Regions from separate parts of the Homo sapiens genome. Here region 2 is linked to region 1. A link is an interaction called in ENCODE POLR2A ChIA-PET data of the cell type or tissue named here. Cell type or tissue: PC-3. All regions are shown on one strand. Links, peaks and the distances in the headings refer to the core of each region. The heading gives the core; the rest is flanking DNA.

Region 1 (16,372 bases), core at 3,301-11,300:
GGAGATACATTTTCAGCATGAGACACACCCTTAGGTAAGTAAACTGGGGTTTTGTCTTGGCAAAAGTTAACAACCAACTGGTCTTAATTTCTCTTTACTGTTAGAGCACTCAGTAATCACATAAGTTGTACAATGGTTTGTTTTGCTTAACTGTTTTTTTTTGGGGGGTGGGTTGTTTGGTTCTGTTTTCATTGTTGGGTCTTTTTCCCACTGGGTTTGATCAACTCTGACTTGATCAAATCCAATGAAAGTTCTAAATTATGGGGAACAAGGCTTCTGAAGTGGCTAAATTCCCACAAATATAAAAAAAGGTGGTGTGGTAGAGGGGAGAAAAATGATCAGCAAAGGGAAAAAAAGAGGAAAGATTTTCGATTTTGACTACTAAGTGGCTTTACTTACATAACAAGACCACTTATTTGCTAGCCAGGCCAAACTGAAACAGCAATAGCGATACTTCTGAAATTGCAGCAATTTGTTCTAGCTGAAATATGGTAATGGAACTTAAAAAGATTTTTTTTAAAGAAGCTCAATGGTTAAAAGTCAGCTTAATTGAAAGCTAACATCCAAGGTGTGTGTGTGTGTGTGTGTGTGTGTGTGTGTATGTGTGCATATGTGTGTGTTTGTATTTAAAATGCCTTCATGTTTTTCTTCTTGTTTTTCTCCTAGGACTTTGTCTGTTTTTGAGCAAAAGTTTTTTCTTCTCAGTTGCCTGAATTCTGTTTTCTTCATTTACTTCTGTTGTCTCTCCTTTCTTTTGCACTCTCTGCTGTATGGGGTACCTAAAACAGTTTATAGCAGTGTGGGGCTCCATAAAGAAAATAGAGAAGGTAGCAGGCTCCCTTTAGGGGAGAAACCTGTTTTGCCTTATGGAATCACAAGAATGAAAACAGACAAGTTTGTCTCAGCTCTTAAACTGCTTACTTTTGTATTGTGTTTCCTGTTTGTTTGTTTGTTTGTTTGGGTTGTTTTGTGTGTGTGTGTGTGTTTTGCCTAAAATAGTTGTTGCAGCAGAGGTTACTCTTGGTTTTTTAAGGAAGAGTGTGGTTTGTTCAGACACTTGGAAATGTCTTTATTTAAAAAAAAATTTTTTTAAGTGCACTGTAAAAGCATCACATGGTCTAAACTCATAATAATTCTTCCTTTTTGGAGACCCAGGATTCAGTGTGAGCTTTGCCCAGAGCTCAGAGATCCTGTTAAAAGATAGGTAGTCCCTATGTAGACAAAATTGGTCCTCTTATACAATCCTGTGATAGATTTCTATAATTTTTTGTCTGATTTGGCATCCATCTTTAATATCCCTCTAGGACCACCAGATATTTTCTCTCTGTACCTTATGACATAAATTTTGCTATTTGGTTTTCACCTGGGTTGTTTCCTTTAAATGCAAATTTAAGGCTATTTAGCTGACAACTGCCTAGGGCTGTGAAACAGTTTATCTAGAATCTGAAAGTGTAAGATAGAAAAAAAAAGGTTTTTATGAATCTATAAGATGTATTTCTATCAGCATGCCTAATATGTCTTTGTATTTATTTGTTGTGTACACAATGTTTCACTACTGAAAATATATAAAAAACCTCTAATTAATTGGGTTAAGAAAATAAAAGCACTTGAATCAAATACTTTATCAGGATAAAAGAAAAGACTAGTCAAATGCTTTTTCAAGCTTATGTAACTTAAGTAAAATCTTTAATAAGTTAGCTTTACAATTATTGGTAAAGTATTGTTAGAAATGTCTTAAGAATTGCCAGCATACGTTTTTGTTTGCATTTATAAATCAGGCAATTTCATATTTTTCCCTGCCAAATACTATAAGTTGTCAAAAATTGGCATAGGGGTTATAAAACTATACACCCAGCCCAAATCAGAAAGACCTTTGCTTGAGTAATCTTTAATAAGATATTGATATTGGTTTAATAAAAAATTCTACATCTTGAATTTAGTACGATTACCATATCTTCTAATCTTGTGGCTTTAGGTGGTCCATTCTACAGGCAGTAAGGTTTGTTTTGGGAAAGGACTGTCACAGTCTTTGTTTTAAAGCTAAACTATCAACTAAGTTCCTCCCAAAGTTAGTTTGACCTATGCCCAGGAATGAACAGAACAGTTTGGAGGTTAGAAGTAAGATGGAGTCAGTCAGGTCAAATCTTTTCCACTCTCTCAGTTACAATTTCGCAATGGTGGTTCTGTAACTTTAAATAATGACAATCACGGTTTTTGTAAATACTCTAAGTAAATGACAAAAAAATTATTAGGTAAATATAATAGGATAAATACTTGTAGACAAGCTCATCATAATTTAGAATCTAAAGTTATATCAAATTAAATCACATATATTTTATTATTTGGGTATTTTCCAATAAAAATATATTTGTAGGAAAACATTCAAAACAAATGTGTCCTTTAAAAAAAAAGGTGAACAATTTTTATCTAATTCAAAGCTTATTTAAAGGTCATGTATAAAACAAGGTAAAAGGAACCAGGAAATAAAAGAGATGTACAGAAAGTTATTAAAATAAAGAGGGGTTTTTTTGTGAGAAAGCGTAAAGGGAAATAATTTCATATGAGAAAGAATCTCGTATGGTAAATTTAGTCCTAGAGTAAAATGACTAGTTGCTTAAGAAAGAGGGATGTTCAAAACAAACCAGAAAGTACAAGCATGTCATGAATGGTCTATGTAAGTCACAATAAGAGGATTTATTTTTTTAAAAACCAAAAACTTTTATATGATCAAGTTGTCATATTATTATTTAAGTTTTGGGTTGCTTAGGAAAAAAACTGAGATTAAAATTTTTTAATTAAGGTTATTACATCCATCTATCTTTCATCTCTCCATATGCACTTTTAAAATACTTGTGACACTGAGTTACAGGGCTTTGACTCCTGGGTCTAAAAAGGACAACAACTCCTACTACATTTTAAACACTGACAGCAATTAAAGCCCCATTTTCAGGCCCTGTAGGAGATGCCAATCAAAATAAACTGCATTCCTAAGACACAGGACCAGAAATTAAAGCTATTTCAACTCAAGGCCCAGGAACTATCATGGAAAAGGTGGGCATGTGAGATTCTAAGGGCTGATTTTGAAAGATAAAATAAGTTCAGTTTCTCTAAAAAGTAATAATTAATGTTAAAGGCGCAGTGATGCAAGACTAGCATATTGGCCCCTTTGTCAAATTAACAAGGTTTTCTTGAAGCATTAACTGACTCCTCAATAAAGGTTATAAAAGGCTTATGGAAGTTGTATCTTACGGTCAAGATTAAAATTTTATAGATCATTTATAAAATTTCAAAAAACAAATTTAATTGGCTTCATGCTGTTTTTATTAGAGCTTATTGTTTGGAATGTCAAGTCTCCTTTCTCAAAGAATGAAGGTTTTTGCCTTTTTAAATCCTTGAGTTATCACTTTGGTTAAATGAATGATCTTATTTTGTGATATCAAGGGCTTTAAACCTTTGATATTTGATGAACTTTCCAAAATCAAATTATAAATTATGTCTTTTTCTAACCTAATCAATCCTTTAAGATATTAAGTTCCTTAAAGTTCAAAGATGACATAGTTTGGTTTGTCTGGTATAAATATTATACAGGAAACATTGTCAAAGATGAAATGGTGTTTGGTTTTCTTTAGGCTGTATTTATATAAATATATGGTATCTGTTCCAAAATCATGGGAACTCCTATAATTCTGATATGACTTACTGTATATTATCAGTAATACTTATAATTGTTATGTTAAATTATTGTGTGCCACAGATGTAACAAATTTCCTTGTCAATTGTGTCTTTGACCATGGCTGCCCTAAAATTTTTTGTCATCCACAGACAATTGTTGTCTTGTTTTGGTCCTCTTTAGGAGGTGGTTTTCTAATCTGCTATAAAAGTCTAACAGGTGTTCTTAAATGCCGGTTTCTGATAACTTTGGAGATTGTGACATTAGAATAGAGGAAAAACTTTCAGGACTCTCATGGAGAGCTAAAATGTTCATGAATATCAAGCAGAACAGGAGTTAACTATGTAAACTGAACTGATAGAAGACTAATTTTTTGATTTTTGCTTTAAATGTTGCTGATCCTTTGTTCTGCTTTTTTCAGAGTCAAGGAAACTTTTCTTTTGAGCTATTGACAGCTTTAACAATTTAGTATACTCCTATGAACACAATTTGGAGCATATCTGTTTCCCTCTACCTGATTTCTCCAGAATTTGGAAACTATCTGTGAGTATTCTTAACTTATGGCAATACAGTTATTTGCATAACTGCAATAAGAATCTGTTTTCATTTTGCAACAGGACGCAATTGGAGACATTGGTTATTTTACCAAGGCTTTAATGGTGTGCTTTCCTTTAAGGAATCAAACTTGACTTATGGAGTCAATAAAAGCCCTTGGGGAAACTGGTCTCATACCTTCCCTGTACAGGGTTCCTGACCTGTGGTAAGTAAAGAATGTTACTTTCTGACAGGCCCAGGAGCTCCAAGTTTATCTTGGAACCTCAAGAGGAAAGGATCACCCAATTCACAGGTATTAGGTGGCACAAATTCACGGCTGGGCTCGGCTTTAAAAAAGTCTTATCTGAGATTCCTTCTATGGAATAAAGTCCCACCAAAGACAATTTAAAAGCCTATGTAAAAAAATAATTATTCTTGCTGCACAGTATGCAAATAATTAGGATAAGTATAATAAAGCAAATCAGTCCTACCATGATTTGTCTTTAAAAATGGGAAACTGGAGAGAGAAAAATTATGTTTCAAAAACTGTAGTACACCTGTTGTTAGATTCTAGTCTTGTCTGATGTTTTTCAGTTTTATTATTTTCTACAGTTTGGACTGAATTCTAATTTTTTTTGGCTATAAGTTTTCAAAATAATGTTTTTAATTTTTTTTCCTTTTCCCCCCATTTTTCCTAATTTGGAGTCACTGAAAACAAAGCTGTGCTTTTGTAAAGCTCTGCAAACTGAAACTAGACAACTTGAACTTCAGAAGAAAATAACAGCAAAACCTATTTACATACATAAGCCACTTTCATACCTGCCTACTGATGTATGGACTTCAGAGTAATGTGGTCTACATTGATTTTCCAAAATATTTCTTTTGTTTATTGTTGTTGTTCTCCCTTCCTCCCCCTATTTTCTCTTCATAGGACATGAGACTTTACAACTTTCTAAAAATGAGCTTTCCTAATAACTCAGGACCTACCTGTCTAGGAATAAATCATCCTAGCCATGAGATATCAGATAAAAGACTAAACCTGGAACCAGAGACTAATTTGCTCCAAACGATTTATTTTTTTGAGACAGAGAATGCACCTATCATGCAGGCTGGAGTGCAGTGGCATGATCTCAGCTCACTGCAATCTCTGCCTCTCAGGTTCAAGCGATTCTCTTGCCTCGGCCTCCTGAGTAGCTAGGATTACAGGCGTGCACCACCACACCCAGCTAATTTTTGTATCTTTAGTAGAGACGAGGTTTCACCATGTTAGCTAGGCTGGTCTTGAACTCCTGACCTCAGGTGATCCACGTGCCTCAGGCTCCCTTAATGCTGTGATTACAGGTGTGAGCCACCATGCTCGGCCTTCAAAAGATTTTTCAAAAGAAAAGGGGGGAAATGCGAAAGAAAAATATCTTGGGCCCCCCAAATCATTAAGCTAAAGGGAAAAGTCAAACTGGGAACTGCTTATAGCAAACCTGCCTCCCATTCTATTCAAAGACTTCTCACCAAGATAAACGCATATCTGATTGCCTGCTTTGGAGAGGCTAATCAGAAACTTGAAAGAATGCAACCACTTGTCACTTATCTACCTATGACCTGGAAGCCCCGCTCTCCACTTCAAGTTGTCCCGCCTTTCCAGACCAAACCAATGTTCATCATACATACATTGATTGATGTCTCATGTCTCCCTAAAATGTATAAAACCAAACTGTGCTCTGAACACCTTAGGCACAGGTCATCAGGACCTCCTGAGGCTGTGTCACGGGTGTGTGTCCTCAACCTTGGCAAAATAAACTTTCTAAATTAACTGAGGCCCATCTCAAATTTTGGGGGTTCACAGTCCCTTGGGTAAACATTCAACAAACCAGGACCTCACCCTTTCTTGCTGATACCCTGATTCATACAGTGCTCAAAAAGTTTTGTTAATTTTGACAAACCGCAACCTATACATTGAGTTTTAAATCCCATTTTCTTTACTGTCAATACCATTCAAAGTTTTAATATTTTTCTCAAGTTTCAAATCACTCCACACACTGTACAGTAAGTCTTCACTTAACACCATGGACAGGTTCTTGGAAACTGCAATTTTAAGTGAAATGACATACAGCAGGTCCTCAAACAACATTATTTCCTTCACTGTGATTTCATTATGACATTGATGAGAAAAAGAAAATTGGTTTCATTATATGCCATTTTGCTTAAAATCATAGTCTCTAAGAACCTATAGATGACGTTAAGTGAAGACTGACTTCATTTCTTTCAACCTCTTTCTTTTCCTCCCTCATTCCTTCGCTCATTCAGCAGAGACTGAGAGATGACTAAGTGCCAGGAAGTGTGCTGCCCTGGAACTCACATTCAGGTGAGAGATATAAATAATGAATTCCAACTCCAAAGGAGAAGGGAAGCAATGGGAAGCTGTACAAAGGCCAGCAGGCACTGAGCCCTCCCTGCTGTGTTCCCCAGCTGAAGTCCAGAGCCATAATTACCACTAGCACAGTGCTCTGTAGCATGGCTTCTGAGCTCTCCTTTGCTCTTGCTCTCTGCTCCTCACTCCCTCCCCACACACCCACAGCTCCCAGAGGTGAACTTTACAGTGTGTTAGCACTGTGCTAGCACTCTGCATACATTAGCTCATTTAATGCAACCACACAATGAAGCAAACATTATTATCTCCATTTTACACAGAAGGAAACTGAGGCTGGGGCAAACTAAGTGGTGTGCTGGTAAGTGGCAGAGCTGCCTCATTTAACCATGACCCTACACTGCCTCATGAACCTGAAACACACGTGAGCCCAGGATATGGGTGCTGGTCATTTTCTTGAAGGTTAAAAAGCCCTTTACCACAGATTTCCATTTCAAAGCTGCAGTGTTTCAGGAAGAGATTTTTTTTAAAAAAAGAAAAAGTAGCTCTTTTCTGAGTGTTCTAATGGTTGAATAGAAAATACGGGGTTGGTAGGCCAGGAAGCTGTCAACACCTCTCTTCATTATACTAATTGCTCTGAAGATGAAATAAGGTTTGTTTCTCCCTTCTTATCCTACTCACAGACCTAGCTCTGCTACTTCAGAATAGCATCTGCTATGGGTCAAGGGAGGCATTTTCCCCCCTCATTATACAGAGACTAAAACAGGACCATAGCACGTGAATAACTCACCCTGGTCCACAGCCAGTGAGAGGTAGCCCAATGTCCCAGCAACTGTCCTCATTCGTCAGGGTGCCCCAGTGGCTGCCTTTATTTCAGCCAGGCATGCCTCACTCTCTCCCATACAAGCAGTTCTCACTCCAACCTTTGTATAATTTTTTTTTTCACAATTTCTTCCCATCCTAGAACAGCCTCTTCCTCCCAATACCCACCATACTATCTGAGCATAGTTAGGCCTCTATGCCCACTCCAGCCTAGTCTCTCTCCCCTTTACTCTCACTGCCCTGGACCTCACCAGAGATTAGCATCAGTGTCCTGTTTTATGACCTAATTATGTCATGTGCATTGCACTTGCCTGCTGCAATACATGCCAGCCTGCTCGGGCAGGGCCAAATCTTCTATCATAATACTACGGGGATATTCCCATAGCAATGTAGTTCTGAGGCCATAGGAGAGATGGATACATAGTTTGTGGCTGAAGTCTGTGTAATCTACTAGGCTTAAAGCATCTCTTTTCTGCATGTTTTCAAGCAAGGATGCTGAATTCTACATGTAATGATATGTTATAAACTCTACACACATTGGAACCTCTCACATCCTCTCAACCCACCTCTTATTCCAGCCCCCTCTGCAGCCTGTTTCCCCCGGCTGTCCCCCACCCCCCAACCCTCTGAGAAACAACCTGACAGCGCCTCACCTTTTGCCATGCTATGCACCCAGGGCTTCTAAGAGACAAGGTATGGGACCATGACTGAAACTCACCACTGCTGTAGAACAGTGCAGAGGAGTTAATAACCCTAGGATCTCCCTTACCAACAGGGAAGGATAAAGTCCATGGATAAACGCTTGCCCCTTTTGTCCTCGACAGACAGTTCTGAGGCTCTCTGAGGTTCCTGCAGGACTGAGCACCTTTTGTTAAGGCCATGGCCAAGGCAACCACTTTCCCTTCTTCCCCATTTGGCTCTGACCTTCAATCTTGCTCCCTGCTAGGCATTTCCTTCCAGGCTCTGCTTTCTGCCCCTCCCCTCCCCCTCTCTTATGTTTTAATGACTAATGTCAAGGTCCCGCTGAGGAAAGGTCTTATATGAGCCTGTTCTCAGAATATTAAACGCTTCCAGTGTTCTGCTGGTTATTTGAAGGAGGACAGTTAGAACGACTACATTCTAGCCAGGGCTGTCCTACTTGCTAGAGAGTAACTTTTGCTGGATTAGGAAGTAACCTAGAGCAAAGCACTTCGACTTTCTGGGCAGGGTTTCTCAGCTGTAAAAATGGGATAATAGGGACCCCGGCTACTTTGCGGGGCTTGGGGGATCAAAGGAGTTGGAAAGAGGAGGTTATTTCAAAACCGAAGGAGCTGAATAGAAGAATCTCCGGGTTACTCTGGGGCAAGGAAGGTGGAGACCACGGCGTGGCCCCTCAGGTGTCTCCAGTGCTCCACAAGTCAAAGGAGTCCAGGACCCTCCCAAAGCGCCTGCGTCGCGGAGCAGCTGGGTTCACTCTAGGCTGCCCGCTGCAAATCCGCGGTGTTTACCAGAATCCAGGTGGTTTGCAAACCCGGATGTCAGGCTCCTTGTCCCGGAGATTCTCAAATCGCTCACCCACAACTCCTCTTCGGCCTCCCCCAGAAAGGAGAGAGCAGGGCTGCAAGCTAGAGGAGCGGAGAGTGTGACCCGAGCAGCCTCACTCCGCCTGTCCCCACCCCAAAGGCAGGAATTTCTGGGATGGGCAGATGGCCCACCCCTCCTCCTCCTCCTTCCCCAAGCCGCAGTGGGTGGGGCGAGGAAAACCTCCGCGACTTTCCCGCATCCCAGCCCAGAGCCCCGAGTGTCGGTTCACTGTGGAGACAGCGGTGGCGGAGTGGGTCTCCAGGGCTCTGGGCTGGCAAGGCCCCCGGAGGGGGTGGGGCGCGGAGGAGGCTACGGATCCGCTTCCGCGCGGCGGGGCCGGGTGCTTGGGACGCGGCTCTGGGCTCCCGGGATAAGGGGCTCCCGGGACAAGGGGCTCCCGGAGAGCCCAGTGGTTAGCGATGCTGCTGTCGCCGTCGCTGCTGCTGCTGCTGCTGCTGGGGGCGCCGCGGGGCTGCGCCGAGGGTGTGGCGGCGGCGCTTACCCCCGAGCGGCTCCTGGAGTGGCAGGGTGAGTCTCCCAGGGTCGGGGACTGGATCGGTACGTTGGGGAGGGGGGTCGGGGTGGTCGAAGGAGAGGAAGAAGGGGCGAAGCTAGGGGCCAAGCTGGCGGGCAAGGGCGGCCGCGTTTGTAGGGGTTCGTGTGTCAGCAGTCCTGAGCATGGGGGGAGCGGGTGGTGTCCTGCAGCCTCTTGTCTAGGCCCAGCACCCCACTTGCGCGGCCCGGCACCCTCCTGGCTCCTGCGGGGGTCGGGCGGCGGGGGCGGGGGGGCTTGGTCTCGCAGGTAACTCCTCTCGGCTCTGGCGCCCGGAGCCAGCCCGGGATAGGAGTGTCGGAGAAGTTTCAAAACGGAAACTTTCTGAGAGCTGCTTATTTGGGACGGATAAATGATAGCAAAAAGATGGCTCAGTTCGTCCCCTTGCAAAGCAAGCGCTCAGGGTCTGCGTCGCCACCTAGGAGTGACCCCCAAGCCAGGCCTCCCCAGTCCATCCCTTCCTTAAGGAAAACTTTTTTTGTTTGTTTGTTTTTTGAGACAGGGTCTTGCTCTGTCGCCCAGGCTGTAGTGTAATGGCGGGATCTCGGCTCACTGCAGCCTCCGCCTCCCGGGGTCAAGCGATCCTCCCACCTCAGCCTCCCGAGTAGCTGGGACCACAGGTGTGCGCCCGCACGCCCAGCAAAATTTTTGTATTTTTGGTGGAGACGGAGTTTCACCATGTTGCCCAGGCTGGTCTCCAACTCCTGGGCCCAAGTGATCCGCCCACCTCGTCCTCCCAAAGTTCTGGGATTACAGGCCTGACCCACCGCACCCCGCCTGAAAACATCAGGCCAGGTGAGGGAGAGAAGCCCCAGTGGCTCCATGAACTGCGTGATCTGAAGCCTTTATGCCTTAGTCTCTCTCAGTGGAAAAACGGGGTTCAATTCAGCAAACACTTATTGAGCACCTACTACACATGAGACTCAGAAGGTTGTGTAAAGAGAGGGAGGAGAGATTTCTGGCCTGCAGGGGCCCGCATTTGAGAATGGGCCACCTCAGGCAGAGAAGCCTGCGCCTAAGTGCAGAAGTCCATATATGCAAGTAGGAGGGGGACAGGAGGGAGTTAAATATGCCAGGAGGAGCCTCCAGACAGCCTCCATCCTCTCTGCCTTTGGAGATAAGTTTGGAGAGAAGGGGTAACACAAGATGTGATCAATATCTGCGTTCACATTTTTTCCTCCACAGTAGAATATGTCTACATTTTTGAGGTAGTCTTTTCTAGACTGTGTTTCCTAAGCTCCCTGGAGGCTTAATCAGGGGCAGGTAGAACAAGACCATTCTTATTCTAAAGTGACCAAAGTCAGAGATGCTCTTACCTTCTTGGTCAATTCAGAAAATTGCTCCTGTGGATGCACATCTGATCCTGTAGTATGTATGATTCCTTCCCACTAAGTTTACCATGCAGTGGTTATTCCTTTGCATTTTAAAATGTGGGTTTTGCCTGGGCACTAGGTGGTAGAACAGGGCAGCAGCCCACAGGACAGAAGTTGGACTGGGCCACACAGAGAGTATGTGCTGGTGATCCTCCGAGTGAAGGGCTAATCCCTTCTATATGTAGCAGAACCAAATACTGGCCTGAGACAAATTCTCATCAGTGCCTTCTTTTTAGTAGTCAAGGGCACTCTGAAATTAGAGCCATCTGCTAGCCCTTGTACCTACTAGGTGCAATTTGCACATCTGAAAAGGTTGACATAGTTGGCATAGAGATTCTTCAGATATGAAAATGCTGCTGCTGATTTTCCAAGGAGCACGGAGGTTATGTACCATTCCTCGCACAGGCACAGGCTCTCTCCCTGACTCCAGTCACCTGCATGAGTAGAATTTCAAGTGTAAGCTGGACAGGTTTGAAGTCAAGTTTTTACTGTCAATACAAAATGGAAAAACAAAATCTTAACATTGAAAAGAACCTGAGACATTGTCTACTCTAGCCCTCTATTCTTCAGATGTGGAAGTTGAGGTATGGCTACCATGTAGTTAGCCATGCTTTGGGGTGCCTCAGTTTACCGCTGTGTTCACTGTACCACATTGACTCACTTTAGCCACGATTGACATCCACAGAGCAACTGAGAGAAAAATGCACACTCATTTTCATTTCCAATCCACTAATAATGGCTATGTAATAATGCACAGCAGATTATACATACAGCATTTTTTATCTGAATTGTTTGATATGTATTATTTGTAGATCTGATATGTATTACAAGCATGCCAGCCTTGGGAGGCAGATGATGGATTGTACTGTGATGATTTTCCAATGATTTATCAATAATTCTTGATATGGTTTGGCTATGCCCCCACCCAAATCTCAACTTGAATTGTATCTCCCAGAATTCCCACGTGTTGTGGGAGGGACCCAGGGGGAGGTAATTGAATTATGGGAGCCAATCTTTCCCATGCTATTCTCGTGATAGTGAATAAGTCTCACAACCTCTGATGGGTTTATTAAGGGTTTCTGCTTTTGCTTCTTCCTTATCTTTCTCTTGCCGCTGCCACGTAAGAAGTGCCTTTCGCCTCCCACCATGATTCTGAGGACTCCCCAGCCATGTTGAACTGTGAGTCCAACTAAACCTCTTTTTCTTCCCAGTCTTGGGTATGTCTTTTTCAGCAGTGTGAAAATGGAGTAATACAATTCTGTATTCAAAAGTCAGTAGATACAGTATTATATAGTAGTTAAGTTCTCGGGCTTCAGAGCTAGACGATCTGAGTTCAAATCCTGACTATGCCATTTACCATCCGTGTGACCCTGGACAGGTATTTTGCCAGTCAGTAGCTCAGTTTCCTCATCTGTAAAATGGAGCTAGTAATAGTACACATCTAAGTGTTGTCCTTTTGCTGCTCTCTCACCATGGCACCCTCTTCCTCTGGCCAATCCAGACATTTTGACAGGTTGACAGCCCCATAACAATTACTTACTACGGTGCACAGCACTGTACTTGGCAGGTCTGAAACTCATCTCCTCCTACCTCTAGCTCAGGCATCCCCAACCTCCAGGCCACCTACCAGTTTGTGGCCTGTTAGGAACTGGGCCACACAACAGAAGGTGAGCAACAGTGAACAAAAGAGGCTTCATCTGTATTTACAGCTGCTCCCCTTCCCTCACATTACTGTCTGAGCTCCACCTCCTGTCAGACCAGTGGTGGCATTAGATTCTCAAAGGAGCATAAACCCTATTGTGAACTGTGCATGTGAGAGATCTAGGTTGCGAGCTCCTTATGATAATCTAATGCCTGATGATCTGTCACTGTCTCCCGTCACCCCAGATGGGACCGTCTAGTTGCAGGAAAACAGACTCAGGGCTCCCACTGATTCTACATTATGGTGAGCTGTATAATTACTTCATTATATATTACAATGTAATAATAATAGAAGTAAAGTGCACAATAAATGTAATGCACTTGAGTCATCCCAAAACCATCCCCCACCCCACCACCCCATTGGCCTGTGGAAAATTTGTCTTCTGTGAAACCAGTGCCTGGGGCAGAAAAGGTGGGGGACCTTTGCTCTAGCTGGTTATTCCAAGGAGCCTGATTTTAGTTTGTTTTCCCTGATCAGAATCTGAGCCCTTCTTCTAGCAAGTGCTAAGACACACTAACTTCACTCACTCAAGTACTCCAGATACAAAGTGGACAGCGGGGAGAAAGAAGAAGGGGATGGAGCATCCTGGTGAAAACTGGGCATAGTCATTGCTAAAGGAAATGATCAGGGGGCAAGTAAAAGGGTTTTGAAGCTTTGTTGAGGGTTGAAAAATGATAAATGTGAAATGGTCCCCCACTAATATATCGTAGGAGAGTTTCCTTCTGTAGTGCTCAGCTTCCCAGAGCAGGAGTGGAAAGAACCTAAGTCTGTGTCAGTGCCTGGGGACACTCAGGGGAGGCTCTTCTAAATGACCAGTGATCAAAGGAGGTGAGGGTGCAGATGAGTGTGTGGTCAGTGTGCTTGCCATCAGGTCCTATCTGGGGAGAAGAAAGTGAAACAGGGTTGGGTGTACGGGGTGTCTCTCGACATGCTGCGCCGACGGAAAGAGGGGTAGGGGCTGATGGCCTCAGTTGTTCATTATCTGTCAGGCAATATGTGCTTTATCTACCTGTTTTAGTTGGGTTCATCCAAAAGCAATTCCTGAGACATGTTTTCCTTAGGGTGCAAGTAGTTTTTTTTTTTGGAGGTGATTCTAGAAAGCATGGTAAGGGAGTGAGGACATGAGACCAGAGAGGGAAGAAAGCCACCACAGACCACTGGGGCTCAGTTTCACAAAGGACCCTTTGAGGAACTGTATAGAACTCAGTGGACCCACCAACGGGCAGGAAGCTGAAGTATTTATCCACCAACTCCCGCCTCTTATTGACTAAGGTCACTCCTGGGGCATTCACCCCCTGGTGCTCCTGGTCTCTCCCAGGCAGAGAGCCACAGAAAGTCAGTGGGAGTGCACGAGGACTGTCTGCAGGTGAGTGAGCTCCAGGTTAGAGGGTGTGAGAAGGAAACCAACAGAATCTGCTACCCACCTCCAGATTGGGGAGGTAAAAACATGAGTAGGATATGACACTGGCCCCAAGAGGCTGAGAGTCCAGGGACAGATACAGAAACATAAACAATTACAAAACAGTGAGAGAGGTCTTATGATAACCAGGGATGAGCAAAGTGCTGAAGGCATGCAGAGGAGGCACTGGCCTGGGGAGCTGGAGGCTCATAAAAAGACATTTGTTTTCCTAAAGGATAAGTAGGCAGTTACCATATAGGAAAAAGGAGACTGAGCATTCCTGGGAACATGTATTTCATGTGCAAAGGCCCAGGATCACGTGTCAGGCAACAGTAAAAGTTCAGTGAGCTGAAAGTTCCCTTCTGAGCTCTTTTGGATTCAAGGAAAGAGGCCCACTGAAGGTCACTCAGGCAAACGTGGAGTTGGTTGTAATGGTCCCAGGATCTCAAGGGGGACCCAGGACAGGTTCTTCAGGGCAGCCAGGCCTCCTGGGAAACAGGCACTGGCCACTGACATGAAGCATTACTTTATCTGTTTCTCTCTGTCTCTGGGGCTCTATGGTGGTTCCTGCTTGGTTGTTCTTTCTGTTGACTGTTTCTTTGGCTTTGACTAGTAGGACTTTCCTCTGTAGCTCCCTTAGCTTCCTGGGAAGAGTCCCTTAATTTCCTAGGAGAGGGGTCTGGTTACATTCTTCACAGCATGCTAGCTAGTTCCTGTGCTCTGCCCTCAAGTCGAAGGCCTTCCCCTGGCTAATTGGCCATGGTAGAGGCAGGAGGTGGACACAGGGATGGATGCTGCTTCATCCAGGGCTGTGGATGGTATAGACCACCAGAGTAGGGTCCCAGGCAAAACAAGAAGCAGTGACATGTCTATAGTTGGAAGCATGAGAGAGATGAGGAAGAGTTTGGTTGGAGGCACCCTGCTTCTGGAAAAAGTCTGGCTGAGTGAATTGGGTACTGCTGAGAAGGGCCCTGTGGGTTTGCACAAAGGGGAACCAGATTGCATGTTTAAGTTTAGAAGTGCCATGTTCAGTCTGGGACTTGAAGAGGGTCTCCTATCACCTTGAAGAGGGTAATTCTGGAAGGCAGCAAAGAAACCGTCTGGATAGTTAAAGCTGAGCTAAGTCAGTCCCAATAGGAAGATTGAGGAGCAGAAAGTTTGGGTTCAAGAAACAGGGTTTAAAAAGAGGAAAATATATATTTAAAAACAACAACAAAAGAAAACAGTTAGTGAAAGTTAGATGAGGGAAGATTGCAGAATAGGAGAGGTAGTGGTTATAGAGTGCAAAATCCAAGTTTTGGAGATGGACCTATTCTTGGTAGTGACCAGATCCAAGCTGTGTTTGTGGGAGTGGTCACCAAAGTGAAGAAGAGGCAAAAGAAGGTCCTCACAGCAGAGGAGGTCAGGGAGCCCAATGTCCAGAGCAAAGCTAAAGTCGAGTAGAGTTTGGGACTCTTTTGTCAGCAAACCACAATAAGAAATACATTTTACATCACAACCCACAGCATATAGGTCTACATATGTATAACTGAAACAATGTTTCATTTTTTAAAAAATACCCTTACCTAATATGACATGCTGCTACATTTCCCCCTGTTCCATTCTGTTTCGTTTTGTCTCGCTGGTCATAACACATTCAGTTGATTTCAAGACCATAAATGGGCCACAACCTGCAGTGGGGAAAGCATCGAGTCAGAGTGTTGGGTCATCTGTATGGAAGCTAAAGTGGCTTTGGGGTGTGGAGAATAGCGGGGAGTCTGCTGGTATCAAAGCCATGGTGAATGGGGGGAAGAATGGTTCAGGGCAGAGGGCCCCAGTGGCGAGGAAGGGGGGTAGCTGCCACCTTCTGAAAGAGGGCGATGAGAGCCACTACCTGGAGGCGGCAGTGGGGAGAAGCTGTAGCCCTGAGATTTCCTGCATAGCTTCTGTTTCTAATACAAAGGTAAAAATGCCCCTCTACTGCTTCTAGTATTTTCTAACAGCTGGGGAGTCGTTACTCTTTGTTGTTTTATTTACATCGACACATTGTCTCCTCACCAAAACAGGTAGGCAACATTAATACATACCCTTCTTTTACAGATGAAGAAGGGTTAAGTAACTTGTGCCCACAGGAGCTTGCAGCATGGGGATTCGAACCAAGCACTCTGCACTAATGCAAAGGATCCCTGAATAGCCTTGTGACCCCATGGTGTGGTTCATTCTGTATCCTGCTGCATGACAGAAGCATGCGATTTGGTTTCACAGCAGGAAGAATAGGAGGCCAGCCTCTTGTTCTCTGCAACTCCTCCTTTTCCAAACCCCTCCTTCCACATGTGGGAGTGATATTTTCCTAAAGCAGAAATGTGCAAAGCTACTGATTTATGTATTGTTCTAGGCAATTCTGATGTCCCTAGG
Region 2 (16,372 bases), core at 2,990-10,989, 1.2 Mb before region 1:
ACATAGTTCCATATTTCTTGGAGGCTTTGTTAGTTTATTTTTACTCTTTTTTCTCTAAACTTCTCTTCTCGCTTCATTTCATTCCTTTGATCTTCAATCACTGATACCCATTCTTCCACTTGATCGAATCGGCTACTGAAGCTTGTGCATTCATCACGTAGTTCTCGTGCCATGGTTTTCAGCTCCATCAGGTCATTTAAGGACTTCTCTGCATTGGTTATTCTAGCTAGCCATTCATCTAACTTTTTTCAAGGTTTTTAGCTGCTTTGCGATGGGTTCGAACATTCTCCTTTAGCTCAGAGAAGTTTGTTATTACCAGTCATCTGAAGCCTTCTTCTCTCAACTTGTCAAAGTCATTCTCCATCCAGCTTTGTTCCGTTGCTGGCGAGGAACTGCATTCCTTTGGAGGAGAAGAGGCGCTCTGATTTTAGAATTTTCAGCTTTTCTGCTCTGGTTTCTCCCCATCTTTGTGGTTTTATCTACCTTTGGTCTTTGATGATGGTAATGTACAGATGGGGTTTTGGTGTGGATGTTCTTTCTGTTTGTTAGTTTTCCTTCTAACAGTCAGGACCCTCAGCTGCAAGCCTGTTGGAGTTTGCTGGAGGTCCACTCCAGACCCTGTTTGCCTGGGTATCACCAGCAGAGGCTGCAGAACAGCAAATATTGCAGAACAGCAAATGTTGCTGCCTTATCCTTCCTCTGGAAGCTTAGTCTCAGAGGGGCACCCAGCTGTATGAGGTGTCAGTCGGCCCCTACTTGGAGGTGTCTCCCAGTTAGGCTACTCAGGGGTCAGGGACGCACTTGAGGAGGCAGTCTGTCTATTCTCAGATCTCAGACTCTGTTCTGGGAGAACCACTACTCTCTTCAAAGCTGTCAGACAGGGACATTTAAGTCTGCAGAAGTTTCTGCTACCTTTTGTTCAGCTATGCCCTGTCCCCAGAGGTGGAGTTTACAGAGGCAGGCAGGCCTCCTTGAGCTGCGGTGGGCTCCACCCAGTTCGAGCTTCTGGGCCACTTTGTTTACCTACTCAAGCCTCAGCAATGGCAGATGCCCCTCCCCCAGCCTCGCTGCCTCCTAGCAGTTGGATCTCAGACTGCTGTGCTAGCAGTGAGTGAGGCTCCTTGGGCATAGGACCCTCCAAGCCATGCGTGGGATATAATCTCCTGGTGTGCTGTTAGGACCGTTGGAAAAGCAGGGTATTAGGGTGGGAGTGTCCCGATTTTCCAGGTAACATCTGTCACGGCTTCCCTTGGCTAGGAAAGGGAATTCCCCAACCCTTTGCACTTCCCTGGTGAGGCGATGCCCTGCCCTTCTCCGTGGGCTGCACCCACTGTCCAACAAGCCCCAGTGAGGTGAACCCGGTGCCTCAGCTAGAAATGCAGAAATCACCCATCTTCTGCGTCACTCAAGCTGGGAGCTGTAGACTGGAGCTGTTCCTATTCAGCCATCTTGGAACCTCCTCCACTTTATTTTATCCTAGATACAAGGTCCCACTCTCTCACCCAGGCTGGAGTGCAGTGGTGCAATCATAGCTCACTGCAGCCTTGGTCTCCTGGGCTCAAGTGATCATTCCACTTCAGCTTCCGGAGTAGCTGAGACTGCAGGTGTGCTCCACCATGCCTGGCTAATTTTGTTTGTTTGTTTGTTTTTGGTATTTTTTGGTAAAGACTGGGGTCATGCTATGTTGCCCAGGATAGTCTCAAACGCCTGGGCTCAAGCAATCCTCCCACCTCAACCTGGCTTGCACTTGAATTTTTAATATGCATATTTAATGTATCAATGTCTAAATTTAATCAGTATCTCTCTCATTTCTGCCTAAGCAGGAAACTTAAGATGCTAAAAACTCCAATAAACTTCTCTTCTATCTTCCATATTATTGTTCTCCAGTTCCATCTTGCTTTTGAAACTCTCATGGTTAATCATTATATTTATTTTTTGTTTGTTTTTTGAGATGGGTCTTGCTCTGTCTCCAGCCTGGAGTGCAGTGGCATGATCTCGGCTCACTGCAACCTCCACCTCTTGGGTTCAAGTGATTCTCCTGCCTCAGCCTCCTGGGTAGCTGGGACTACAGGCACACGCCACCACGCCCAGCTAATTTTTGTATTTTTAGTAGAGATGGCATTTCACCGTGTTAGCCAGGATGGTCTCAATCTCCTGACCTCGTGATCCGCCCGCCTTGGCCTCCCAGAGTGCTGGGATTGCAGGCGTGAGCTACCACTCCCGGCCATTATATTGATTTTTTCAGTCAATGTTAGACTTACACACATGATTACTGATTTCTTTGCTCACCATTGTTTCTTGCATATGGACTTTATTGCCTTCTTATTGAAATACGTCATTTATTAGTGCTTTCAGTGAAAATCAGTGAATAGTAAACTTCTGTTGACTTTGAAAATATATTTTCTCTCACTCTTGTATGATAATTTAACTAGCTACTACATTCTAGGTTATTGGTTATTTTCCCTCAGAATATTAAAAATATTGTTCTGTTGTTTTCAGTCATTTATTTTTGCTATTTTTTTTGTAGGTACTCCATTTTTTTTGGTTGTTGATTTCATGGTAGTTTTTTTGTTTGTTTTTACTTTTGAGATTTTTGCCTTTGAATTTAGTATTTGGAGTTTCATTTTGATATAGGTATATCTAGCAATATATTCATTTTAATTTAATTTTTCAGATTTCGGTGCCCTTCTTCAGTTTGAGGAATTCAAGTATTTCATCAATTTCAAAAAAAAAAAAAAAAAAATTCTCAGCCATCTTCTTTTCTTTGCTTCCCCCCACTTCTCTCCACTCCTTTCATCTGTAACTAGTATTAGAGATACACGGTTGGCCCTTGCTCAGTGGGAGTGGAAAGGATTAGGAGTACTGAGCCCTGTGCAGTCTAAAATCTGTGTATAGCTTTTGACTCTCCCCAAATTTAGCTATTAATAGCCTGTTCTTGACCAGAAGCCTTACCTATAACATAAACAGTCAATTAACACATATTTTGTATGTCATATGTATTTTTTTAAAGATGGAGTTTTGCTCTTTCATTCAGGCTGTAGTGCAGTGGTGTGATCATACTTCACTGCAGCCTTGAACTTCTGGCCTTAGCAATCTTCCTGCCTCAGTCTCCTGAGAAGCTGGAACTAAAGTCGCAAGCCACCTTACCCAGTTGATAAATAATCTTTTGTTTGTTAAACTGCTAAGATTTTTGAGTTGTTTGTTATGCAACATAAGCCTAGCCTCTCCAAGGCTTGCTTAGTGTCCCCCTTTTCTAAAATATTGCTTAGTATCCCCCTTTTCTAAAATATTCTTGCTGGGACTCTGACTGGGAGCCTTCTATCCCTCAGAATCCCTGTAGGAAATAGATATGTATTTAAAAGACAGTTTAATGAAGACTTCATTAAGAGATGTGGGAAAGTTTAAAGGAACTCAACAAGGGAAAGTGTTAGGAAGGAATTAGGTTCCTTGAATGGTAGGAAGCCATTACTACCCGTAGACTTAAAAGGGCAAAGGAAGTAGTTGTTACCAGGACCTGAGAGGAAATCCATAGCCACAGGCTCTGGGCCATCTGACAGAAACTATGGCCTTAGTGGAATCCAGACATTCTCAAGCTGAGACCTGGCAGGGAGAGAGCCAGAAAAATGAATACACTAATTCAAGCTTGTCCAATCTGCAGCCAGGAGGGCTGCACACAGCCCATGGCAGCTTTGAATGTAGCCCAACACAAACTCACAAACTTTCTTAAAACTTTTGTGATTTTTTTTTTTTTTTAGCTCATTAGCTATCATTAGTTTTAGTGTATTTTATATGTGGCCCAAGACAATTCTTCTTCCAGTGTGGCCCAGAGAAGCCAAAAAATTGGACACCCCTGTGCTAATTTCCTTCTTTTCCTGCTCCCTTACTTCCTGCAATTAGCCAAAGCCAACCAGAAGCCAGAAGGCAAGGAAGTCTTTAGAGGCCAGCCTTTCTGGGTAGAGAGCAGAGTGGGGAAGGTGAAGAACAAATGTAGAGGGGCCAACAGAAAAAACATCCAGTGCAAGCCTCATCAAGTCTTGACATATCATGCTCTAGAAAATTAACTCAACAAATGACATCTAAGGAGGAATTTCATGGCCCAACCACACTTGACAATCACTTTGAAAGTTATAAGGATTAGGAAAAATGCACTGATTTTAGGGGACCATGCTGGGATATTAAATCAATTTAGGGGACCATGTGTGTCTTCCCTAAGATTAGTTAAAAATTACTTTAGAATTAGTTAAAATTAAAACTTTAAAAATAAAAACAGGAAATGGGTATGTTTACATCTGAACTGAATAAAATTTAAAAATAAGATGATCAATGCATTTTATCTTTAAAATCGTGTTCCTACCGTCGCCGTAAGTTGTAATTTTGGACATCCAGCAAACTTCCCACTCTAGTTTATTGTGAGCTCTTTCAGTACAGAAACCTAATCTTAAAACCCTAGTATCTTGCTCGGTTCTCAAGAAGTAGAGTAAATGAATGAATGAATGTTAACCACAAAAAGATTCTGCAGGATGGATAGTGAAGGAATTTATTTCATAGGTTACTTGAACAGAGTTTATATCTGTGCTGTAACAACGCAGCCCTGTTTTGAAGGATGCACACAATTGTTGGAAGCGGGAACAGAAGTTTATTCTAGCGTGCCCCCCTCCCCTTGTTGTTTTTGTTTTTCTTTTAAGAATAATCGGTGAACTCAAATGAGTGAGTTATGTCATTATAGAGGTAAATTTATTTCTGCTATAAGTTTTTGAAAAATTATTTGCAAACTTTGCTGCTCTTTTCGTTTCTTTCTTTCTTTTTTTTTTTTTTTGACAGAGTCTCACTGTCACCCAGGTTAGAGTGCAGTGGCATGATCTCAGCTCACTGCATCTTCCACCTCCCGGGTTCAAGCAATTCTCTTGTGTCAGCCTCCCGCGTAGCTGGGACTACAGTACAGACGCCCGCCACCACACCCAGCTAATTTTTGTATTTTTAGTAGAGATGGGGTTCACATCAGCAGTGTCACTGCCAGGAAGGAGGGTCATGCTAGCCATGTCACCGGTAGTGTGGCCCGCAGGGACGCCGACATGCTGGAGTGTAGTGCCAGCATGGGCTCTGGCAGCCACGTGGGCCAGCAGGAGGGTCCCGCTGCATAGCTGTGGGGTGAGGATAGACTGGGCGGTGATATCGGCCATTACAGGGGCCTCTTCTGCTGGCAAGAGTGTGACAGTAGCAAGTGGATGGACAGGCCTGTGTGTGAGGATGGAATGCAGGAGGGGCTTTTCTGCGGCTGGGTGTGGGGCCCTCACCAGAAATGTGGAGAAATGGCCAGGTAGCTGCATCATGTTGGCTGGTAGATTGGCCAGGGCTTCGAACTGAAGGACAATAACGGGGAGTAGCTGTCAGGCCCTGGGAGTGTCTGAGTGTAAGTGGAGATGGGTTTGGGGTCACTGAGGGATGCGTGGGAGCCATCCCTGTATAGATACAGGTCATAGGGAGATAGTCTCGTGAGGCCTGTGAGTGTCCAGGGTTCCCCTGTGTGCCTGGGGCTGACTGTGGCAGAAATCTGGGGAAGGCTGGAGAGAAGCTGGGAGACACAGGAGAGTCCCTGAGGCCTGGGGGTGAAGAGTTGAAAGACATAGGGGAGGAGCACCGTGAGGCTCGTGAGTTTGTAGGTGATTCCTGGGTGTGGAGGGCTGACTCCAGCTGAAATCTGGGGTTGTTTGGAGAGTAGCTGGGAGACACAGGAGACTCCCCGAGAGCTGGGGGTGAGCTGCTGGGTGATGGCAGTAGGAACATGTGGTATATTATTGATGAACGTGGTGACTCTGAAGAATCCTCAGAGGAGGACACGGGAGAGCCCAATGGCTTCATTGATTGCCCATCACGGAGAGGACAGGGAAATGGGAGCTTGTGGGATACTGGTGATGACAGAGGTGAGTGTGGTGAAGCCCTAGGGGATGGTGAATGGTAGCTCCGGATCCCTGGTGAGGAGCTTCCTCTTAAGTCTGAGTATCTGAGAGGGGAGAGGGAGAAGCTGGGTGAGGCTAGCATGGATCTTGGGGAGTCCGGGCTGGGGGACCGTTCATAAGAAGAGCCAGACAAGACCCTACTGTTCTTAGGTGCAGACATGATTAGGAAACCTGCAGCTCCCAGGGACCCCCACTAATTTTCTAACCCGCAGAATGAAGGAGTGTGTGTGTGTGTGTGTGTGTGTGTGTGTGTGTGTGTGTGTTTGTGTGTGTGGTGTGAGGTATGTGCTCCTTAAGAAAATGGAAATAAGCCAACCAATGAGACAGACAGACAGACAGACAGAGATTCACTTGCCCAAGTGTTCTGTCCTGTCCTCTGAATCCGCTTCCAAGTCGCAAGACGCTGTGAGCTCCAAGTCCACGCAGAGTCCGCCAAACGCTCCGGCCGCTGCTCCGCTCTGCGAAGATCTGAGTACAGGCCTGCCAGGGTGGGTTTAAATAGCCTCGGGCGCAGCCTCGCAGCAGAAAGGGCGGAGCTTCACTCCTCCTTTCCACCAGTCACCCCCAACTTTCCCAGGCTACACCTCGTAGGAAACTGTTCTCCTGATTGGATTTCATGCGCCACCTTTGGGACAATCTAAGACCTTACAAGTTTTCTTGGCCAAATATATTATGAATTAAATGCACTGAAACACTGAAAACCAACTAGTGGTTCTGTGGTTCCCACGTTGTGGTTTTGACACCAGCAGCATCCTTGCAACCCTCAAACCCCGGAGATCCACAGATCTGTGTTGTAACAAGCCCTCCCCCTGACCCTGATGCATGGCAGTTTAAGAATTACCCGTGTAAGCGAAAAGACTTTGAAGAAGAGGTGGAGATATGCGTTGTATAAACATTCTTTTGCTCTGGAACCCCGTAGAGACTTGGGAGCCAGTTGGGTGGAGCATTCGTTGGATGAGGGTGCTCAGGTTAGGAATATCAAGGTGTGGCTCCAGATAATTCAATCATCTAATTAAGTTTCCTGTTATGCTAATCTGTTTTAAAATTCCGTTTGTGTAAATTCTTTTACTCAGACTGAGAATGGCAAAGCCTCAACCCCAATTTCCAGGGAGAGTTGAGAGCCTCAGGTTGAGCTGATCACCAATAGCCTATGGTTTAACCCATCATGCCTATAGAATGAGGTCTCCATAAAAACCCAAAAGGACTGGGTTTAGAGAGCTTCTGGATAACACTTCCTGGAAGGCAGTGCGCCCCTCCCCACGTGCCGGGCCCAAAATTTTTTTCTGAATTTTTTTCAGAAAAATACAATGGGAAATGTCAGTGTTTCCCTGCGTGCTGTGAGCTCTTCCAGCAAATGAATGCAACTAAAACTGGGAGTGGTGGAAACCTGATTTATAGCCAGTTGCTGAGAAGCACAGGTAAAACAACGTAGGGCTTCCCATTGTTATTAGTGTGGGAGGCCAGTCTTGCGGGACTCGGCCCTTTGGAATCTAATGCTGTGTCCCGGTAGATAGCGTCACCGTTGAATTCGAAGACACACATATGTTGGGAATAATTTTTCTGGTCATTTGCTGCATGTCTTATTTACAATACGTAATCAAATTCTTTATCCTGACCTTATGGCACCTGGGTTGAGAACCATGATTTGAACCAAAAATTGGTCTGTCACTTTCTGAGTTTGAAACTTTGTTTTGCCGTTAGCGTTTTGCTATTGCTTTCTCGTTTTCTTTTGTTTCGTTTTGTTTCTAAGTTCTGGGGTATATGTGCAGGATGTGCAGATTTGTTACTAAGGTAAACGTGTGCCATGGTGGTTTGCTGCACCTGTCAACCCAACACCTAGGTATTAAGCCCAGCATGCAGTAGCTGTTTTTCTTAACGCTCTGCCTCCCAAAAGGCCCCAGTATGTGTTGTTCCCCTTCCTGTGTCCATGTGATCCCATTTTTCAGCTCCCATTATAAGTGAGAATGTGGCGTTTGGTTTTGTTTTCCTGGATTAGTTTGCTGAGGATAATGACTTCACATCACCAGTGTTTTTGTTTTTTATTATAAAGAGTAGTATTTTATTGAATAAGATTTACTCACAGAAAAATAAGCTTTAATCTACAATGAATGCCAGACTCTACAGCAGAAAGCAATTTTCTCAGTTTTCCACACACAAAGGTTCCTACTAAGTGAAAAAAGCCATAAAATTTCATTCACAAATGTACTACTCTGTCTCAAAACATTTCACATAATCATGCACTGTACTAATACCATTAGATCAGTTCTTCAGTCAGGTTAAAGTATCCCTCTAATAACTGATTTTTATAATGCTATCAATATCCACGCCCTATCAGTCTGCCATTGTTAATGGTGTACAGCATTATTGAATACAATGGAATTGATGAAGCCCATATCCACGGACAAACCGTGACTTATGATGGTTTGGTTTATGATTTTTCAACGTTATGATGGGTTTATTGGAATATTAGATGCGTTTCTGAGTTACACTGGGTTTATGAGCATGCGACCCTATACTCCAGAAACAGCTGTATAAAGAAAAACAGGTGTGCCTAATTAAAATATACTTAGTGACCTGGGATAAACCAATAGATGCTTACAACTGATGGAGAACCATGAAAGAGAGATAGCGGTAAATAATTACAATAACACAATTTTCCAGCACCTGTCGAGGATTCCCCAAAAAGACGCAGAACGTAGGATGCACCTAAGGCACATGAAAGAGAGAGGGCAGAAGGAGTAAGAGAGAAATAGGAAGGAAGGAAGGAAGGAAGGAAGGAAGGAAGGAAGGAAGGAAGGAAGGAAGGAAGGAGAAAACACCCAGTGTTACTAAAACCCCAAAAAAATGGTTTCCCCCTGTGGGTAAGGCTGCAATGTGGATGAATCTTGAAAATATTGTGCTAAAAGTGTTATGTCAGTCATCAAAGCTCACGTATTATGCAATTCCGTTTATAGGAAATGTCCACAATATGGAAATCTATGCATATGGGGTTGATCGCTCTATGCAGTTGTTACCTAGGGCTGAGGGTCAGGGAGAGGGTTTGAGACAGAATGAGGAGTGACTAATGTTCACAGGGTTTTTCTCTGGTCGGGGGTGATAAAACGTTCTAAAATGGATTGTGAATTAAAATTGAATGTGCACAACCACAAGCATAGTAAAAGCCCTTTCTTCTCTTTTATTTTTGTTTGTTTTTTAGAGATGAGATCTGTGTTGCCCAGGCTGGAGTGCAGTGGCATGGGCGGGATCATAGCTCACTGCAGCTTTGAACTCCTGAGCTCAAGCAACTCCCCTGACTCATCCTAGCTGCAATTCTGTAGCTAGGACTACAGGTGTGCACCACCACCCCTTGCAAATTTTTTATTTTTGTTTTTATTTTGTAGAGATAGGGTCTCACTATGTTTCCTAGGCTGGTCTCGAACTCCTGGCCTCAAGCGATCCTGTAGCCTCAGTCTCCTAAATTGTTGGGATTACAGGCATGAGCCACCATTCCTGGCCTCTTATATTTTATTATTATTATTTTGAGACAAAGCCTTACACTGTCACCCAGGCTGGAGTGCAGTCGCGGGATCACGATTCACTGCGGCCTCAAACTCCTGGGCTCAAACAATCCCACCTCACCCTCCAGAGTAGCTGGGACTACAGGCGTGTGCCACCACACCTGGCTAATTTTTTGTTTATGTTTTACAGAGATGAGTTCTCTCTATGTAGCTCAGGCTGCTCTTGAACTCCTGGACTTAAGTGATCCACCCTCCTCAGCCTCCCAAAGTGCTGGGATTACAGGCCTAAGCCACAGGCCCATCCACTTCTTGGCCTCTTTTATATCTTTAACCAGTGAAGATTTAAGATCAAATACTGTTTATTCTCTATTAGTAACATACTACTTTTGGCAAATCTCACAACCATGGAACACCAACCAATCAATTTCAACATGGAGGTTAAGAACAACTGCTCTCCAGCTTGGGCACATAGCCAGATCTTGTCTCTGACTTAAAAAAAAAAAAAAAAGCAAGGAGCAGTGGCTCACATCTGTAATCCCAGCACATTGGGAGGCCAAGGTGGGAGGATCACTTGAGCCCAGGAGTTTGAGGCCAGCCTGGGCAACATGGCAAAACCCTGTCCCTACCAAAAATACAAAAATTAGCTGGATGTGGTAGCACATGTCTGTAGTCTTAGCCACCCTGGAGGCTGAGGTGAGAGGATGGCTTGAGCCAAGGAGGCAGAGGTTGCAGTGAGCTGAGATGGTGCTACTGCACTCCAGCCTGAGTGATAGAATCACACGCTGTCTCACAACAAATAAATAAATAGCCAGTGTGGTGGCCTATACCTGCAGTCCCAGCTGTTCAGGAGGCTGAGGCAGGAGATCGAGGCTGCAGTGAGCTGTGATCACACCACTGCACTCCAGCCTGGGCAGCAGAGCAACACCCTGTCTCAAAAAAAAAAAAGAAAAGAAAGAAAGAGAAAGAGAGGGAGGGAGGGAAAGAGAGAGAGGGAGGGAGGGAAAGAAAGAAGAAAGAAAGAGAAGAGAGAGAGAGAAAGAAAGAAGAAAGGGAAAGAAAGAGAACAACAGCTCTGCGGCTTACATAATTTACATTGTTAAAATATTAAGTGTGAAGTATGCAAACATGAGAGCCCATGTGCTTAGTTTATAAGACGTAGGAAAAGATTTTGAATGATCAGTTATGTCTGTGTTCTGCTGAAGAAAACTATAATCTAATTCTTGTGACAGGACCTACTGTCATTTATGATAAGAATCTATTTATAAAACATTTACCTAGAGATAGTTTTTTTTCTCGTTTTATTTTATTTTTCTAAGACAAGGGCCATATTCAGGTAGAATTACTTACTTTAAATACTTTTAAGGGTGGATAAAGAGGGATTGGTTAATGGGTGCAAAAAATGCAGTTACGTACTAGAAATGAGATCTAGTGTTAGGTGGCACACTAGATTGTTATTGTTAACTATAGTAGCCATAGTTAACAATCATTACTTTGGTTAGCAATAATTTATTATATATTTCAAAATAACTAGAGGAATGGATGTTGAATGTTCCCAAATAAATAACAATGTTGAGGTGATGGATATCCCAGTTACCCTGATTTGATCATTACACATTGTATGTTTGTATAAAAATACATGTACCCTGTAAATATGTACAACTATTATGTAGCCATACAAGTTAAAAATTAAAATTATAAAATGAATTTTATGATGATAGATATTATTTGATATAGAAAATTTAAATAGTGTAGCTTAGAAATATATGAATGGATTCATAGGTTTTGTTTTTGAGACAACGTCTTACTCTGTCACCCAGGCTGAAGTTCAGTGGTGCAATCATAGCTCACTGCAGCCTCGATCTCCCAGGCTCAAGCAATCCTCCCACCTCAGCCTCTCAAGTAGCTGGGAGTACTGGCCCATGCCACCATGACCAGCTAATTTTTGTATTTTTTGTGGAGACGGGATCTCAGTTTTTTGACCAGGCTGGTCTCGAACCCCTGGGCTCAAGTGATCCTCCCACCTCAGCCTTCCAAAGTGCTGGGATTACTGGTATGAGCCACTGTGCCTGGCCTGGATTAGTAGTTTTGATAGCTGAGGGAAAATTAACATATCTAAATATTTTGTTTCCAGATACTGGAGGTAAAGCTGAATAACTGTTGCGGGCCGGGCACGGTGGCTCACGCCTGTAATCCCAGCACTTTGGGAGGCCGAGGCAGGTGGATCACGAGGTCAAGAGTTCAAGACCAGCCTGACCAAGATGGTGAAACCCCGTCTCTACTAAAAATACAAAAATTAGCCAGGCGCAGTGGCAGGCGCCTGTAATCCCAGCTACTCGGGAGTCTGAGGCAGAATTGCTTGAACCTGGGGGGCGGAGGTTGCAGTGAGCTGAGATTGTGCCACTGTACTCCAGCCTGGGTGACAGAGTGATACTCCATCTCAAAAAAGCAAAAACAAAAACAAAGCTGAATGACTGCTTATTCATTTTTTCCCTAAGAATTTTGATATACTTGTTAATAAAAATTAAAATGTTATTATGCTTTGCCTTTTTAAAAACTGTTAAAACAATAAAAATGATGAATGAGAAAGAAATGAATGTTTTAAAAACTATTAAAACAATAAAAATGATGAATAAGAAAGACAAAAAGAAAAAACATAAAGATAGAAACAGAAAATGCTACAAATACATATTGAGCACTGCAGGAGTCTAGGAAAAAAATAACTATTTTAACAACTCTTTTAGACTTTCCTTTAGGGTTTCTGACCAGATACAGACATGAGGTATTTGACCCTCTTTTCTTTCTTCCTTAGACTCACATATCACTGTGCATTTAGATTGAGTCAGTTCAATGGCAACATAAGGTGGAAAACCAGCTAATTTTCAATGTATTTCACTATTTTTCAAGAAAATACTGTGGTTCCCTATTGTCTATCATATAAAATAGATCTTTAAGGAATGATTTCTTACATAATCCTAATGCCATTCTCGTGCTACTTCTTTTTACTCTCCACCTTGGCCTCTGCATCAATATTGCATGTTAATTTCAATTTTATGCTCCTATCTTTTTTTTTTTTTTTTTGAGACGGAGTCTTGCTCTGTCACCCAGGCTGGAGTGCAATGGCGTGATCTCGGCTCACTGCAGCCTCTGCCTCCCGGGTTCAAACGATTCTCCTGCCTCAGCCTCCTGAGTAGCTGGGATTACAGGTGCCCACTACCACGCCCGGCTAATTTTTGTATTTTTTAGTAGAGATGGGGGTTTCACCATGCTGGTCTCGAACTCCTGACCTCAGGTGATCCACCTGCCTCGGCCTCCCAAGGTGCTGGGATTACAGGCGTGAGCCACCGCAACTGGCTTATACTCCTAGCTTATATGCATTTTGCTCCTTCTTTGTCATTTTATATCTGTCACTCTCTTCTAGCTCTTACTCAAAACATCTTAAATCCTTCCTTGTCTAATCATATTCCATCTAACATATTTCCGTTCAGTTTTTACTATTGACTAGACTTGCATATCTATAGTAACAAAAGGGTCAACGAATTAAAGGAACTAAAGCTTATTGAAAACTTACCATAGCCAGGCAATGCCACTTATGGTTTTACATAATCGACATTATTAATTCTTTATGGAACAAAAGGTTGGCTCAGAGAATTTGAATACTTTGCAAACAGGCTAAAAACTAAAAATTGGCAGAACTGGGGTTCAATCCATGGCCATCTATTTCTAAACCCTATCTACTCTTCATCTCATATACTGCCTCCTAATCCAAAATGGTGGCTGATTAAAAAAAGAATTCCAATTTTAACTTTGGAAAAAATGTATTTTGTATTTATGTTTGAACATAGCAGTATCCAAAAGTATAGAAATATATGTCAAACCAAATAATAAGCCCACAATATAAAATTTAATAGAGTTACTTTCTCTTAGGCTGGCACAAAGCACCAGGATAAGCAGGAACCCCCTTTCTTGAGCTTTGATTAGATGGTAGTCATAAGTTTGGAATGCCTTTTATATTATTTTTTCTATGAAATATTATCAGTTGTAATTAACCCCTTGTCATTTTGTTTGTTAGATTATTAGCTTATTTTGTTAGATTATGAGCAAAGATTATTTTTTCTTTCAATGTTACCTATTCCCTAGAATTTGTCTAGTTATATAGAGTAGTTATTTAATACACACTTGTGGGTTAACTATAATCAGAAAACCCAGTTTGCCTTATGACCAGCTAATTTCTGAATGTATAATAATGTCCCATGTAACCACCCTCATCAAAGAGAGGATTCTACTCCATATTAATAAAATACAAGGAAATAATAAAATGTAAGAAAACTATTCCCCATAAGATGCCTGTACATAATAAACATATCTATAATCAATCTCCAATGAAGTTTTTTCTTAAACTCTATTGGTATTGACTTTCATTTTGTATGCTCTGTATCTTCCCTATTTACATTAACAGTATCTTCATCATCTTTGACTTCTTCCTCACTTTGTTATCTTCAGCCATCTCTATTCCTTTCAACTTCAATAAACAATCTTCAGTTCAATCTGTGCAATTTAAAATAGACAATTTTAAAAAAGATTTTAGCAAGTCCTCTAGTTATTATGCTCCCAGCTTATATGCCTTTTGCTCCTTCTTTGTTGTTTTATATCTGTCACGCTTCCAGCTCTTACTCAAAACATCTTAAATCCTTTCTTGTCTAATCATATTTCATCTACAATATTTTCTTTCAGTACCTGTTCAGTTTTTACTATTGACTAGTCTTGCTTGCTCATCTATATTAATAAAAGGGTGAAAGAATTAAAGGAACTAATGCTTATTGACAACGTACCATATGAAAGCCAGTTTCATATTACCTTTTGCCACTAGATGGCGCCTATGTCTAAGTAACAATCCCTATTCTTTAAGTTAAACTATTTGGGGAAAAACCTTGTCTTCCTTTGAGGTAAATCCAACTGGTGACTTTTCATGATAGGTGAAATGTACCTCTTTAAGAATTAAAGAGGCCAAGCATGCTGGTGCACGCCTGTAATCCCAGCATTTTGGGAGGCCGAGGTGGGCAGATCACTTGAGGTCAGAAGTTTGAGACAAGCCTGGCCAACATGGTGAAACCCCATCCCTACTGAAAATACAAAAATTAGCTGGGCACAGTGGTGGGCACCTGAGATCCCAGTTACTTGGGAGACAGAGGCAGGAGAATCACTTGAACTTGGGAGACAGAGATTGCAGTGAGTTGAGATCAGGCCACTGCATTCCAACTTGGGTGACAGAGTCAGACTCTGACTCAAGAAAAAAAAAAAGAATTATTCCTTAAGAATTGTTACTTTTAAGCAATCCATCTAAAAGTGGTGACACATTTCTCTCCCTTCCTAAACTAGGGTTTATAAACCTGTTTCCTGATAATTAATAGTGATCATCAATCATGATACTACACAATGACATACAAATTATTCTGAAGTATTTGACCCTACATTAAATGGCCCCAGATAATTATACATTTTGAGATAACTCTTTACAGTATTTTAGTAGAATTGTAATTTGAGGCTTGTTTTTAAATAAGCATGTTTTTCCTTTTTTCCAGATAGTACTTTTTAAAAGCAACTACTAATAACAAGTGTCTTCTTTCCCCAACTTTCATTTATAAATATTGCCACCTTTCATGTACTGTGTTCAAATAAACCAGATAAATGAAGTTATTAGAATTGGGTCTAATACAAGTCTTATTTGTGAATTACATGGGCTTTACAATATTTTATGGAATCTGTTTTGTGTGATCTATGACATCTAGATCATTTGAAGTACTGAGATGTTTTGATAGTTAAAGTTGCTTAAAAGTGGTATATTTTAAATATTGATTATATTTCTAATTAATAACTGAGTTCTAGAGCATTCAAAAACTTGAATGTTATTTCCTATATTAAGATTCCCCTTTGACTTCTGTTCCCTTTTAATTTTAGCATTAATAATATTATTGATTCCATTAAAGTGACTGCAGGTCTGATAACTTACTTACTTTATATAAGTAATCTTAAGTCTTTTTTTTTGGTCTGAGACTGAGTCTCGCTGTGTCACCCAGGCTGGAGTGCAGTGCAGTCGCATGATCTTGGCTCACTGCAACCTCTGCCTCCCGGGTTCAAGAGATTCTCCTGCCTCAGCCTCCTAAGCAACTGGGATTACAGGTGCATGCCACCACACCCAGCTAATTTTTGTATTTTTTAGTAGAGACAGGGTATCATCATGTGGGCCAGGCTGATCTCAAATTCCAGACCTCAGGTGATCCGCCCACCTCTGCCTCCCAAAGTGCTGGGATTACAGGCTTGAGCCACCATGCCTGGCCTGTAAATGTATTTCTGTGACTACTGAAAAAATAATAATTTTGTTTATAAAAGGGAAATATTTAAAGAAACTTAGGACAAGCATGAATATTAACCAGTAAAGTCATTCTCAAGCTTTAGTATGCATAAGAATCAAGTAGAGATCTTGTTACAATTGTATACAGATTCCAGGGTTACAACGCCAGAGACTGTTTCAGTTGGTATGAGGTAGAGACCAGAACTGTGAATTTTAAATAAACACTGCAACTAATTCTTTTACCTCTGTGCTTGTCAAGGTTCTTAGCTTGCCGTTAGGAAGAAATTCTCACTTGATGGATGTGAAGTTGAGTGTTTTGTTTTGGATTCAAAATTAAGATGTGTTATAGAGCTATAACTTACAAGAGGAAATGTAGTTCACATCAAAGACTCTACTAAAGTAATACTTAAAATTTTATTTAATACTTAATAAATAATACTTGAAGATATCTCTTCATTGTCAGAATGACATCTGAAGATAGTGTACTAAAATCATTTCAGATTATTATTAGTAAAACTTTCTAATATGCAATTATGAAAAATTAACTAAAATTAAGGTAACTATATCAG

What was found. ChIA-PET counts read pairs that join two places held together with the same protein. Peaks named below come from ENCODE experiments on the same cell type or tissue, not always from the same donor. Only the 100,000 strongest peaks of a DNase experiment are listed, where the experiment ranks them.
Region 2: POLR2A ChIA-PET joins it to region 1 with 6 read pairs; 1 of 35 experiments calls an interaction of 5 or more read pairs at or near these places.

What each region holds. Positions count from the first base shown.
Region 1 is chr2:160,055,402-160,071,773 of GRCh38, reverse strand. It overlaps PLA2R1 (phospholipase A2 receptor 1), which reads left to right and starts at 9,159. Exons shown (of 30, transcript NM_007366.5): 1 at 9,159-9,479. The coding sequence starts at 9,371. LOC105373717 (a long non-coding RNA gene) reads right to left here. Exons shown (of 3, transcript XR_007087274.1): 2 at 15,544-15,648; 3 at 10,973-11,311. RefSeq lists an enhancer at 15,879-16,372. In PC-3, for the core only: no CTCF peak of the experiment used is centred there; no DNase peak of the experiment used is centred there; H3K4me3 peaks cover 1,782 bases.
Region 2 is chr2:161,271,287-161,287,658 of GRCh38, reverse strand. No RefSeq gene overlaps it. Among named protein-coding and RNA genes, the nearest start is that of PSMD14-DT, 25 kb to the right of the region's middle. RefSeq lists silencers at 5,087-5,381, 7,227-7,521 and enhancers at 5,188-5,688, 7,978-8,613, 8,614-9,250. In PC-3, for the core only: a CTCF peak has its summit at 6,560; a DNase peak (open chromatin) is centred at 6,558; H3K4me3 peaks cover 391 bases.